2 separate regions of the Homo sapiens genome follow, and region 1 is linked to region 2. Evidence: chromatin loops called from intact Hi-C (ENCODE). Cell type or tissue: heart right ventricle. All regions are shown on one strand. Each heading gives the region's core, and the rest is flanking DNA. Links, peaks and the distances in the headings are about the cores only. Region 1 holds the start of LOC105371738 (a long non-coding RNA gene). Region 2 has its middle 60 kb from the start of TMEM132E-DT.

Region 1 (2,907 bases), core at 210-2,709, 44 kb before region 2:
AGCAGGTGAGTCTACACCCCTCTGGGCTACCACCCCTCACCTCATGCTGTCTCCTGAAAAGGACTCTTCCCCTGGACTGAAACAGGCTTGGCACATCACCTACAGGTATCTGGGCAACCAGGTAAGTCATCTCCCTTCAAATACCTCCAATCCCTGAGATGAGTGCATTTAGATTCGAGGAGGGAGGACAGGAGTGGGGCATGAGGGCCAGATTTGTGTATTTCAGCTCCTCATACTCAGTGTCTTCCTTGTGGTGGCCGTAGTCTTGGCCTAGGCACCCTGTCAACCTGCTCCCCTGGCCCCTGGCTGCCTCTTATTACTATCATTCAAACAGGGGTAAAGTTATGTAGCAAGGTGACCCTGTCCCTCCATTCTGAGGTGGATGGGGAGGCTGGAGACTAAGTAATTAACACACAGTTGGGAGTAAAGGTGCCCAGGGAAATTTCCTGCAGAAGCCAAGCCTGGCAGACGGGAAAGCTCAGCAGGAGCAAGGCAGTGAGGCGGGGCATGGGGCTGGGAAAGCCATGGGCAGCCTCTTTGCACTTTGCCTACTTTTGCTCTGGTAAGAAGCTGTCATGGTGAGGGCAGTGGGGGCCAGGGAGAGGGAAAGTGCAGGGTGCTGGACAGAGAGAGGAGCGGGACCCAGGCCTGGAGAGAAAGGTCATTCTCCTCTGGGTTCTTTCCTGAAGAGGGACAGCCACTACAGTCCTTGGACTCCCAGCCAGGCCATGGGCCTCCTGGCTGGAGGAGTAGGCTTTGAGGAGCTCAGGAGGCTTCTAAACACAGCACACACACAACATGCACATGCAACATAGCAACAACAGACATGAATCACATAGATTGGCAAACAGCAACACACAGTACCATGGCAGGCACACATGCTCAGCCACACGCGCCACACACAAGCAGCAAGAAGTTCACAAGCATGGTCACACATGCAGGGGCACACAATAGCACATGCACACACACATACAGCAACTGCACCCAAGATTTCTTCCACATTTTTCCAAGGAACTGGAGTCTGGAAGCCAACTTCTCAGAGAGAGGCCCCTCACTTCCCTGCCTCCCTTCTGCGTGACTTTACTCCTAGAATCCAGGAGGGGCAGCTGTGAGCCTCACTCCAAAGAGACTGACCAAGCATGGGACCAGGTGTCCAGAGACACAGGTCCGTGCCTGGCTCTGCAGCCCTCTGTCTGGGAGACCTTGGGCAACTCATAATGACTCTGGCCACTTTCCTCATCTGTCCAAAGAGTAAGAGTAAGAATAGTGCCTATTCATGTGATCTCTATTAGGTCTGTAAAAGCACTTTGTAAGTCACAGGCTACCTAGAGATATGACTCCCCAGACTAGGGTGCAGAGCCCCACTCTCAGGCACACACAGCCCTCCAAGAACTCCCTGCTAGGCTCCTAATAACATTCCAGCCAGCCAGGTCTGATCCCAGTTACCCTCAATACAAAAACCCATACCCACAAAGACCTTCTCATTCTAATTTTTGCTTTGTGTCTAATACTTGCTCATGTATTCATTCATTCCGCAGTTACAGGATGCTAGATACAAGGTGCTATGTATGATACAAAAATGGGCATTGCCTGACTTTTGCTCTCAGGCAACTCATGGTCTAGCTCAGCATTCTCCATCCTGGTTAGCAGTCAGAATCCATGGCCTGGAAAGCTTTTAAAACAGCTGGGCCCTATCCCCTGGGATTCATAGTCATTTGATCTGGAATGGGGCTCAGGCATCCATGTTCATTAAAATCCCCCCTCCCTATCCCATCCGGTGATTCTAATGCACAGTCGAGACTAATACCCATCCAACTAGTGGAGAAATTAGACATACACCAAAAGACAGAATGGGACGTTTTACAATGGATGGACACACAATAATAATAGCTAACATTTACTGAGTCATTTTTTGCAGGTGCCTAGCACTGTGCCAACTCATACATTAGCATATTTAGTCTTCCCCAAAACCCAGTAAGGCAGGCCCCATTCTGCTCATTTTACAGATGAATAAATGAGGCTCCAGAGATGAAGTAACATACTCAAGGCAAGACTTTGTAAAGGTAACATTTATGCTGAAAAGAAGACAGAATTTTGCCCTAGAGAGACAGAGAAATGGAAGAATGGGCGTGTTCTCCACCCTGGCTGTCATTAGAATCTATGACCTGGAATGTGTGGGGGTGCAGTCAGTGGCCCTGCTGAGCGGGGCACTGGAATTCTGAAGGGGACTAGAGGGAGCTTAGGTCACAGGGGCTGACAGGGGCCAAACGATGGGAAGATAACTTTTTATGGCAAATAAAACATAGAGCTACTTTACCCAACAGATAACAATTATGTACCTGTTGTGATTATCCCTGGAAGTAGCAGGGATGAAAATAGAATGTCAAGATAGAATCAGAGACAGTGGACCCAGAAGGAGTTTGCTGAGGGGCCGGGGGGGATTATCCTTAACTTTTTGAGCACTGGCAAATAGAAATCAGCCACCATACATCCTTTATTCAGAAGCAACAAAGTGTGAAAAAGAGAGCTTTGAACTGGGGGTCAAAGGCCAAATTCCATATTTTTTCCTCTCTTAACCTGGGCTTCATCATTTGTAAAATGAGGGCAGGGATTGTTGTGTCTAAGTGGTTTTCACACTGAGTTCTGGCAGCCAGTGTCTCAGGGAGAAGCTGGTGAGGGTTGAGGGGTAGCAAGCGGGGGTCTCTAGGCCTCATCCTCTCCAGCTGGGTAGCTCTGCTTTCCTTGGCTTTACACGTTGGCTGTCACAGAAAGTTTCCTTTGACCTGGAGGTTCTGCAGCTAAAACAGTTTGAAAATGCAGCTTTGACTTCTAGTTAAAGATGGCTTTATCTCCTTTCTCCCTAGAAGCCCCTAAAATGATAGCAAACTCTGCAGGGGCTCAGGCCTT
Region 2 (2,907 bases), core at 185-2,684:
GGTGGAATCTGAACCCAAGCCCTGTGACTTATTAACGCCATGACCTGGGGTTGCCCATTTAACTGCCCTGGCTTCAGTGTCTGCATCTGTTAAATGGGGATGGATGAAGATTCAAGGTGCGGTTTCAAATAGCCCTTCTTAAATACCAACATGCAAGCAATCACCCTTGGATATCGTTGTCCAGCAGACATTGATTCAGTAGGTCTGGAGTAGGGCCCAAATGTGTGCATTTCTAACCAACTCCCAGGTGATGCTGCTGGTGCTGGCACACCTGGAGGAATGCGCATTTCAAACACCTCATCTAATGACTCGCAAGTAGCGCTAGCTCCCTGGAGTTGCAGGAATGGAGGGGTGCAGCCAGGTGAATACGGGGCCCAGGATATCCCTGGGGACTCTGAGGCTGCTGGAGGCCTCTCCTCCCTTCCACCCAGCCTAGCAGTTTTTAAGTGTGCTAGTACCTTACTAGGGGATCCAATCCCACAACCCCAGCCTTTTAATAGAGATAAGTTTACCAAGAACCTCAAAGGTGACCTCAAAGGGACCTCCCTCCCAATAAATGTGAACTTTGAGAACAAAGGTGGCAGGACAGGGGGTCCCAGAAGGATAATCTGAATAAAGGTGGAGTGGGGTAGAAGGGTGGGCTCCCCAACTCTGCCTTGGCACTAGGGAAAGTGAGTTGAGGACATCACAGACCTGATGGTCAGCTCTGAGAACAGGCCCTTAGGCCTCTGCTCACTCTTAGAGACTAGGCACCCCCAAACTTGGGCTGAGCCTGCTACCCATTTGCATATCCTGCCAGCAGCCGTGGGGCCTCTGGATCCCAGATGGATCCTGGAATCAAATCCTGCCTCTGAGAGTCAGCCACCAACCCCCAGTGTGACCTGGGCCCAGGCACCACCCCTCTGGGCTCCCAGGCTCCTTGCTGTAACATTTGAGGTGGATTCCATGGTTTCTGAGCTTCTTCTCTGGGGCTGTAATCATTCGAATGGAGGCTAGAAGGAGGAGGGCATGCAGGGATAAAGTGACAGCGTGGGGGCATGGAGAACCAAAACACCCAAAGAGAAAAATTCTACTTGTAAACTATTAAATATAGAGTTACTTTGTCAGGAAACAGGGCACACAGCACCATAAAAATTAAAGTAATTTACTATGAAACTCCATCCTGTTTTATTTTGTGTTATTCCCAAGCCAAAACTCCCAAGCTGACCTAAGTCAAGAATATCAACAGCACAGGCAGCAGCAGAGGAAGAAAAGAGAGCGCGTTCTCACCTTAGCACCATCTTGGGGCGACTCAACCCCACCTGTCTCCATGGAAACCAGGCAGAACCTGGTGGTCCAGGACTTGGCCAGAGAACCAGGGCCTTAGCGCCCTCTGTTGGGTGAAGCTGGACACAGCTTAGCCCAGGAGACAGCCCAGAGAGATGGGGGCCCCCATCCAGGCCAGGACAGGGTGGGGTTCAGCATCTCTGAAGGTTCTAAGCTGAGTCAGCCGCCCATCTCATGCCCTGCAAGCACAGCGAGGCTGGTCTCAGGTGCCACTGGTGGAGCAGAAAAAACTAAGGAGTCCCAGGGTTGCGATACTGCCCTACCTCTCACCAACTGGGAAATGCGGTAAGTTGCTGAAACTTTCTGGACCTTGGTTTTGTAAATTTCATCTGTAAAATAGGGATAGTTCCACTCAATTCACAGAGCTGTTGGGAGGAATAAATAAGAGCCTCTATGTCAGGTATCTGACCCTCCTGGGAGTTTAGCACCCTTAAGAAGTCCAGGCCCTTGAAACGGACCCAGACTCTCTGGGAGGAGGCTGCCTGCCCTGTGCACTCTGCACCCACCTCCCCCCACACTCATGCAGTGGCTCCTTGTCTGCTTTGCCTGGAGCATGAAGCCCCAACAGCAATGACAGTGGTGATAGCAGTAAACATTACCCAATTCTTCCTAGGTACACCTCTCATTTAGGTCGCACAACGGTCCTGATCCATGTGCATCCAGTGATGAAAGAGAGAGGTTGAGACCCTCCCAGGTCATACAGCAGCAAGCCAGGGGCTGGGCCTGCATGTGAGCCTAGATCTTTCTGCTCCCAAAGCTTGTGTACTTAACTACTACCCCAGACTTCCTCTCCTGTCATGGAAAGAATCCTGCCCAGAAAACCAGGGCTCCAAATCCTAATCTCAGCATTGCCACTGGGAAACCACGTGACTTGGGCAAATAACTCACCCCTGGCCTCGGTTTCCCTGTCCATTACCAAAGGGGTGAAGAAGATGATCTCTAGGGGCTCTTCTGGCTCTGATGTTGTGATTCCAGTGAGCCGATGGGGTGACAAGGAGTAAAGGCGAGGTTTGGTTCTCCCCAAAAAAAGTGATGACTATGGCAGAGCAGTGACAGCCAAGCCATAGAAGGCCTCCCCAGTGGCCTAATGACCTCTGCTAATGACAGGCTTACACATTGCCCCTGCTGTCTGTATCTGTGTTGGTCATGCCCCTGCTGTCTGTATCTGTATTGGTCACTGCTGCCTGACAGTGGCAAGTCCCCGCATAACCGCAGGGAACAGGAATCTCTGATCCGGCTTTGGATAGAAAACTCTCACCTGCATGTTCTCGCTATCTTACTTTCCCACTTGCTACAGCTCCCCTGGGCTCCTGTGATCAAAGTGTCTTTCCATAAGTCTCCCAGGGCTGGCACAGTCTGGTAGGAGGGGAGGAGACAGTGTGACAGACTCTGACTGAGCAGAGGGAAATCACAGGGAGGCCGCCAAGACATTCCTGCCCGCTTAGGCCAGAAGACATCACCTCCTCGTCCCCCTGGCCTGAGGAAGGCTGGAGGTAGTGCGGCAGGAGGCAACAATGAGAGGTAGGGAAAGGGGTGCAGCGTTCCTGGTCTTTAAAAATGAAGGCCACCACTCCCCTCCTG

What was found. Peaks named below come from ENCODE experiments on the same cell type or tissue, not always from the same donor. Only the 100,000 strongest peaks of a DNase experiment are listed, where the experiment ranks them.
Region 1: it touches region 2 in a loop (2.0-fold over the local background); 2 of 110 quality-filtered maps call a loop at or near these places.

Annotation. Positions count from the first base shown.
Region 1 is chr17:34,473,792-34,476,698 of GRCh38, forward strand. It overlaps LOC105371738 (a long non-coding RNA gene), which reads left to right and starts at 6. Exons shown (of 4, transcript XR_934687.3): 1 at 6-121; 2 at 2,007-2,063; 3 at 2,865-2,907. In heart right ventricle, for the core only: no CTCF peak of the experiment used is centred there; no DNase peak of the experiment used is centred there; H3K27me3 peaks cover 401 bases.
Region 2 is chr17:34,518,109-34,521,015 of GRCh38, forward strand. No RefSeq gene overlaps it. Among named protein-coding and RNA genes, the nearest start is that of TMEM132E-DT, 60 kb to the right of the region's middle. In heart right ventricle, for the core only: a CTCF peak has its summit at 1,390 (motif pointing left); no DNase peak of the experiment used is centred there; H3K27me3 peaks cover 1,663 bases.